Regions from separate parts of the Homo sapiens genome. Here region 2 is linked to region 1. Evidence: chromatin contacts called from ENCODE Hi-C data. All regions are on one chromosome and are shown on one strand. Each heading gives the region's core, a stretch centred on a gene start or an enhancer-like site at or near the end of the contact. The rest is flanking DNA. Distances are from core to core; before and after follow the strand shown. Region 1 has its middle 110 kb from the start of CRIM1-DT. Region 2 overlaps HEATR5B (HEAT repeat containing 5B).

The links. Hi-C counts contacts between places; a loop is a spot of excess contacts on that map. Pooled maps may share reads with other maps.
Region 2: a pooled map shows a loop between it and region 1 (6-fold over the local background). The contact joins two enhancer-like sites. A Hi-C loop is called at or near these places in 2 of 37 single-sample maps with no recorded cell type and 3 of 50 pooled maps.

What each region holds. Positions count from the first base shown.
Region 1 is chr2:36,238,989-36,242,902 of GRCh38, forward strand. No RefSeq gene overlaps it. Among named protein-coding and RNA genes, the nearest start is that of CRIM1-DT, 110 kb to the right of the region's middle. Within about 2 kb of position 1,648, at least 3 of the 41 ENCODE cell types and tissues checked have a DNase peak (open chromatin) inside an H3K27ac peak, as active enhancers do.
Region 2 is chr2:37,003,830-37,007,743 of GRCh38, forward strand. It overlaps HEATR5B (HEAT repeat containing 5B), which reads right to left. Exons shown (of 36, transcript NM_019024.3): 29 at 3,221-3,475; 30 at 1,803-1,930. Among named protein-coding and RNA genes, the nearest start is that of STRN, 39 kb to the left of the region's middle. Within about 2 kb of position 1,367, at least 2 of the 41 ENCODE cell types and tissues checked have a DNase peak (open chromatin) inside an H3K27ac peak, as active enhancers do.

The sequences.
Region 1 (3,914 bases), core at 398-2,897:
CCATTACTACCCCAAGTTGAAGGGAATGAATGAAAAGACCACTATGCTGTAAATCGCTTAGAAGCAGAATTTAGTTAATTGAGAAATTATGTTCAGGCTAACCTATCCAGATAGCGTCATATCTATGTGGAGTAAGTTAATAGAAATTCCATGCTAGCTCCATGAATTGGTTCAATAACAGGAAAAAATACAGATGAGGAGGAAGAGAGAACTGGCAATGTGAAGTGACACGTTTCAAAAACAATTCCTTTGTACTTATTCAGAGCTCCAAATCCATCCATACACATCACGGGAAATGTGACGATGCCCATGCACTTATCATTAGATTCACTCTCCAAAATGTCAACTACCAGAAATTAAACTCTTCCTGTAGGCCAGCTTGGTTTTTAAACACTATGTCTAATCTCGCAGCAACACCAGGACATAGGCTTCATTGTTGTACAGCTTTACAGATAAGGAAGTTGGGACTCGAAAGAGTTAAATGAGTTGCCCAAAGTCACAAAGCTATTAAATGACCAAGACAGGACTGGGATGAAGCTCTTGAGTATGAAGTTTGTGTAATATGTCCACTATGGCTAGCTGTATTAGTCCATCTTCACATTGCTAATACATACATACCTGACACTGGGTAATTTATGAAGAAGAGGAGGTTTCATGGACTCATAGTTCCATGTGGCTGGGGAGGCCTCACAATCATAGTGGAAAGCAAAAGGCACATCTTACATGGCAGCAGACAAGACAGAATGAGAGCAAAGAGAAAAGGGAAACCCCTTATAAAACCATCAGATCTCGTGAGACTTATTCACTACCATGAGAACAGTATGGGGGAAACTGCCCCCATGATTCAATCATCTCCCACCAAGTCCCTCCCATAACACAAGGGAATTATGGGAGCTACAAGTCAAGACGAGATTTGGGTGGGGACACAGAGCCAAACCATATCACTAGCTGTTTGCCAAGTAACAGAGAGGAAAAAGATTCAGAAATAACATTTGTCTCTGTCTGGGTATTTGCCTTAAACTGCAAGCTCCTGGAGGGCAGGGCAGCATGTGTTCCTACCTGGTTCTCCTTATATGGCACTAAGCAGTATGAGCAGGTGCTGTGGAATATCATTTGGTACTGAGAACAATAAAGAAGCAAGAACACAGATGATGGTAGGAGCCTAGCTTGCTGTCCTGCCTCTGAATTTATAAAAGGTCTCAGGAATGACATGCAGGATAGGGAAATATACAGCCTCTGAGCCTTGGTAGCTACATACAACTCACGATGCACACTGTCAATCTTGCTATGTTAACCGGCAAATGTCCAAAGGAGGCATTAAATCATTGCCAGAGACCACTCAGCTCACATTACGTTGTACTGAAGGGGGAGGAGGGGCAGATTTCAGAGTCCCACCTTCTTCCAAGCCCCCGCACTCTCCTCTATGTCTGCCCCGCAGCTCAGGCCTGGAATTTTATGTGCAGCAAAAAATCAAAGGTAAAATAAATGCTGAACAGCGATTGCTGTCATTGCCTTCCCCGCAGTCATTTCGCTATTAGCTGTTGGAGGAGCAGACCGTGTAGGCTGACGAGATCTGAGTAAGGACGAGGGATGAGATGTCAAGGCAGGGAACACGGCTGCCTTTGCGAGGTGGCTTTGACTCGCGCTGCAGACATCACACGTCAGCTCGGTGGAGACAGCAAGCAAACCCAACTGCAGCCGCAGAGAGGAAGCAAAAGAGGAGTGTGTGAAAAGATCAGCATATTCAGCCTGCCAATTATTTTCCTCCCTCCCCAACCCCACCCCCAAACACAAGTTCCTTAATATTAATAGTGCTGGAAATCGCAGCAATGAGCACATTGTTGGGGTGAAACTGAACATTACTCTCTAAATGAGATCCTGGGTGTGAAAGCAGAAGGTCCTCTCTGTCTCCCAGATCAGAACATTATCTGAGGCCAACAGCTCTGCAGCAGCTCTTAACCTCAAGAAAAGGGCTCGGCATTTCTGGTTCCCCAATAAAGCCACAGCACACCCTGGGACTGTTCAAATTATGGATACACACACACACACACACACACACACACACACACACACTCAAAGGAGATTATTACTAAGCTTGGGCTACAGCTTAAGAGGCATAAGTGGCATTCTCTTATTCCTCTGACTTGAATCCCTACACCTGTTACCCAAACTTCACTCACTGTTCTCCTCCACAAAAACACATTGTATCTTTGACATTACTATCAGTTTTGATATCAGAAGAATATGTGCCCAGGCAGCAGCATGACATATGTTGAAAGAGCTAGAACACTTGGAACTCTAACCTACTTTTATGAGACTTTTTTTTCTGGGTACGAGTCCCTTAGCCCATCCTTAAAGAAATATGACCAGCACCCATTCCCATCATTTAACTTTCCCAGATTAGAATTGAAACCTCTTCCCAACTGTACTGCAGGAGGTAGAAACTAATAGTTCTTTCTGAAGATTAAACCCTCTTAACCTTCAGGTGAAGAAATAAATATTATGCTGTTAAAGGATGAACCCCAGTCTAATGTCTATTAAATTCTTCCTGGCAGATTTTCCAGAGGTACAATAAGCAAAAGGAAAGAATAATATTTTCAATTTGTTAGATAAATGTAGGCAGGATTGGAGGAAAATAAATGAAGAGTACTTGCTTAGACTCTCGTATCGCTAATAACCCTGGAACATAATCTGAAGGGTTATTTAACCCCAGAGAGTTCAGGCTAGTGATGGAGGTCTCTGTGGGAGCAAGGTTTAGTCTCTGGATAATAGGCCTGCAAGGCCTGGGAAGTTAGCAGTGCCCCAGCAAGCAAGATGCATTTCAGAGAAAATCCTAATGGAAATTGGGAAGTCATCTATCAGTAAAGAACTGAGTGATCTTATCATGGGTTAGGAAGAAACAAGCAATTTCAGAAGCATTTGGGTAACTAGGATTTTACACCAATATATGAAATACCAGGGCTGGGATTGTAAGACTGGTGCAGGGGCTCCTGATAACTATTTATTCATGCATTAAACCATTATTGTGTACCTATTATGTCCTACACTCTGTGATCATTGCTGCTAACGCAAAGACAAATAGGATGTAGTCTTCAAGCAGCTTACCACGTCTACCGGGAGAGATAGTGAAGAGTCAATACATGACAATTTCAGAAGGGAATGCTTCCAAAATGGAGTGAGGATCTCTCCAAATTTAGGAGGGCATGGGTATCTACAGTAAGCAGAAACTGATAATTCCTTCTTTACAAATTTTTCTAAAATCTGCCATACTCCAAATATAATTCTCCATCTGAAAAAAAAATCATGAGAGACTTTAAAGGAAATGTGAACTAGTAATTATATTATACAAGCTAATCCCACAAATAATCATATGAAACATAAAAAATTTCATTAACACCTAAGCCCGTCTGTATTTATTTTGTCTCATTCAATAGCACATCATGACTCTGTTTCCATGGCTCCAAAACAACATGGAAATTTGGTCAGGTCAGTCAAATAAAAAGTCAAATGAGTTTTTAAAAGACAAAAAGACACAAACTGAAATGGTTGCTATCTTCATCCTTTACAGGCACAGTCTAAAGCCTATTTGTTTCTCTTTGTTGGCTGTCTGCTTTCATACTGATTCTCAAATCCCTTTTCTCTACTATTTTATATAATACACAACTTTGCCTGAGTTAAATTGCATATAATATCTTAATACATCATCTTCCAATCATTAATTTTCATCAGAGAATGTCAGCAAGGAATTATGTCAGATTACTTGAACCAGATTTTTTCTCATAAATCCATTGTAACCTCTATATAGCCTTCTTTTCTATCAGAAAGTATCCATCTCTCTTGGAAGCTTCTTAAATTTTTTTGAAAATAAAGTTAAACTTACTCAAACTGCCCTTGTCTTTCTTCTTTAACAAATG
Region 2 (3,914 bases), core at 117-2,616, 760 kb after region 1:
CATTGTAAAAATCTTGAGAAATGGTCACATTTTACTCCTATGTATTTTCAAGCAACAAATGATTTATTATTTACATATTTAAATGTGCTTTATATTCAGAGATGATCATTCTCCTATTGGAAGGAAATAATTGAGCTAAATAGTATTGTAGAGTCCAGTGCTGCTAAAATTTATAATTTCTAACCTGAGCTGAATATCCAAGAATTTCTACAACCTCTGCCTACCACAGATTGTAGAAATCTCTGGTGAGTTCCTCTTCTATTCACTTCAGCAACTACTACAAACTTTTGCCACCCACTTTAAGCTTCTTACTCACAATCTTCCATACCAAATCCATCCAATGAACCTAAATGAAATTTCAAAGAGGGGGAAAAGACTTAACTGCAACCAAAGCCACCTTTACCTCTTTCCTTAAGATCATGTGTTCAGCCTCTTATGTGAGGCTTAATCTGAGGTTAATCTTTCCTTATGTGCTCCTATCCTAACCTATTTGACTTCCTAGGGATTCTTCAAGGACTCTGATCATATCTCGTATGTTTTCAACTTCTCTCTCTAGTTAGGCTACTCTTGTCAGTATAATGACAATGCTCAAGTCTTTCTTATCACATGTCCCCCCTGCACTATTCCCAAAGCCTCCAGATCCTTTTATCTACCCTATGTCCTCCTCTATGTATCTGGCTCCTTCCTTTCCCAGCCTAGATGCTTCCACTTCCTTTACTCTCTTATTCACTCCTCAATCTTCTACTATCTGGCTACTGGTCACCTCAAACAATCCTCTGCGGGAGGTCACCAATAGCCTCCTCTAGACTCATTTCTGTGCTTATTTACTCGATTCTTTCTTTTGAGACTCTGTCTACCCTTCTTGAAACTCCTCCCTTGTCTTTGATAACTCTGTTCTCTTTTGGTTCTCCTGAAACTTCTCTAGCAGTTTCCACTGTTGATTTATTTCCTTCTTCTCAATTTTTAAATGCTATTTATCCTCAAGCTTCCAATCTTGGTCCTCTTTCTTCTTCCTTTATTCAGCCTTCCTAGGCTAGTGTTATCATTTCTCTGGAATTATGAAAAAAGCCTCAGAACTGGCCTCCCTGTCTCCCTTCCCATCTCTTACAAACCAACCTACCTCTACGGGCTGACAGAATGATCCTTCTGAAATATAAAGTTAGTTACATCATTCCTCTACTTAAACATTTTTAATGATTCCCTATCACTTTCAGGATAGGGTTCAAACTCTTTTACATGTCATCAAGAAACCTTCATGATTTGGTCTTCACCTTGTTGTCCAGCCTCATCTAACAACCTCATGTTCCATTCATATCGGCCATAGTAAATGGCTATGCCCTTGAACTTGCCGTGTTCTCTCATGCCTCCTAGTGTTCGTATTTGCTATTCTTTCTGAGAGGAAAACCCGTCCCGCATGTGTTGCCTCACTAATTCCTCTTGAAGATTTGATTCAACCATTGCCCACTCTGAGAAACCATCCTTTGCTTTCCTATCACAACATCGGGCTCCTCCTCTCTATTCTAATTGCAGCTTTACATGCACTAAAATAGCACTTACCACACTGTACCTATCTCCTAATTCAGGCACAGTGAAACTGCTTTCACTATCTATAACCTCAAACCACGTTTGAGGCAGACCAGGCACAGAGTAAAAGTAACTGGGTGAATAAATACAGGGAGTCAGTGTATTCATATCATGTTAAAATAGGATCCAATACAGAAAAAAAATCCATCCTTTTTTCCATTGTAAAGCAATACTCAAAAAAAAACCACACAAGTATCTATCATAGCAATACACTGTACCTGATCTTCTGCAATATGGACTCGAGCATAAGGGGAGTCTAGCAAGGTATGTAAGGCCTGCAGGCATGCTGTAACATGTTCAATGGGCTCCTCAGGTCTAGGGGAACAAAGAAACTGTATACTCACACCTGAAATGCACAAAATAAAAACATGTTTTTTCACTTATAAAACACTTTATGTTGTTTGATCCCATATTTCTTCTCTATTTATGTTTTTACAGATTACCTTAACATGTATTTATTAATACCTTAAAGTAGACTTCAAAATGGTTTCCAAGTTAAACAGCCAAACTCAACATAAGGTTGTAGTTTTGCAATTAGGTTAATATTCAAATTAGCTATGTGTGAAAGAAGGAATTCCCATGCCATCAGGTTGATTATGAAGATATTAAGTTTTTATTTCTAGGACTTTTAAAATAATACATTAAGAAAATAAATTTACAAACATTATAAAATTGTTTTTCATTAAATGGTAGCCAAATAATTTTTCATGCATACAAAGTTTTTAAATGGCAAGTTATAGAGGCACAATGGGTATCATAGTAAACAACTGCTTTTAATTTACATAGGGGTAAAGTCATTGTTTTGGAAGTTTTTCACATTTTCACTTACCAGATCTACTGATGAATCCGATAATTACACCTTATTGTGTTCCTTTTCACTCCCAGAAAACATAAGATCACTAAAAGCTTCATTACCATGTATAAATTCTTAAATGTTAAAAAAGCATCTATAGCTGGGTGCAGTGGCTCATACCTGTAATCTCAGCACCCAGCCGAGGTGGGTGGATCACCTGAGGTCAGGAGTTCGAGACCAGCCTGACCAACATGGAGAAACCCCACCTCTACTAAAAATACAAAATTACCCGGGCGTGGTGGCGCATGCCCATAATCCCAGCTACTTGGGAGGCTGAGGCAGGAGAATCGCTTGAACCCAGGAGGCGGAGGTTGCGGTGAACCGAGATTGCGCCACTGCACTCCAGCCTGGGCAACAAGAGTGAAACTCTGTCTCAAACAAAAAACAAAAAAACAAGAAACAAAAAAGCATTTATAAAGCAATTTTACATTAGGATTCACTGAAATCTTCTTAAACATTTTTTTCTTAATGGGATAATTGGTTAAGTGCCAAGTAAAAAGAAAACCTGTTGTTGAATAAAAAACATATTACGTTTTTTTACTGAAAATTGTTCGATATTGCTGTGTGAATGAGCATGACAGTTAAGTAGTTTCAGTAGTTTTTAATAATTTAATTTCTAGGTTAAAAATTCAATTAACAATTTATAAGGTGAGGTGAAAAATCCTTTCACTTTTCCTTCTCTGAACTGTGCTATACTGTACAAAATCTTTCCATAGCTTTAAAATGAAAGATATGAATTTTCAGAAGTGATAATCTTGAAATATATTAATATGACAGACCTACCTAAAATCAGATGCATTCTGTCTTTGTTAATTTCTGGCAAAGATTTAGCACTACCCACTGCTCCTGATGCCTGGTTTAAATTGACAGATGTAGAACGTTTTTGTAAACCAGATATTGCTGCTGCTTCTGTAGACTCTGAGCACGTAAATCCTGTGCTATTTAACCAAAGTGCCACCGCATGGAGAATTGGGGCCCAGGAATTCCGATAGTGAAGTCTAGCTGTATCAATAGTTTCAGGGGTATAAAATGCTCCACCTGTAAAGCAATCAAATCAATTAAAAACATTACTTTTTTTTTTTTTTTTTTTTTTTTGAGACCAAGTCTCGTTCTGTCGCCCAGGCTGGAGTGCAATGGTGCGATCTTGGCTCACTGCAACCTCCTCCTGCTGGGTTCAAGCAATTCTCCTGCCTCAGCCTCCTCAGAAGCTGGGACTACAGACATGCGCCGCAATGCCCAGCTAATTTTTTGTATTTTTAGTAGAAATGGGGTTTCACCATGCTGGCCAGGCTGGTCTCAAACTCTCAATCCACCCGCCTCAGCCTCCCAAAGTGCTGGGATTACAGGCATGTGCCACTGCACCCGGCCAAAATATTACTATTATACATGTTCGCTCATTTATGAACCACTAACAAAAATACCTGTTACATACAAAAGAGAAATCTAGCCAAAGGGCTTCTCCTCTTTATAAAGCCAC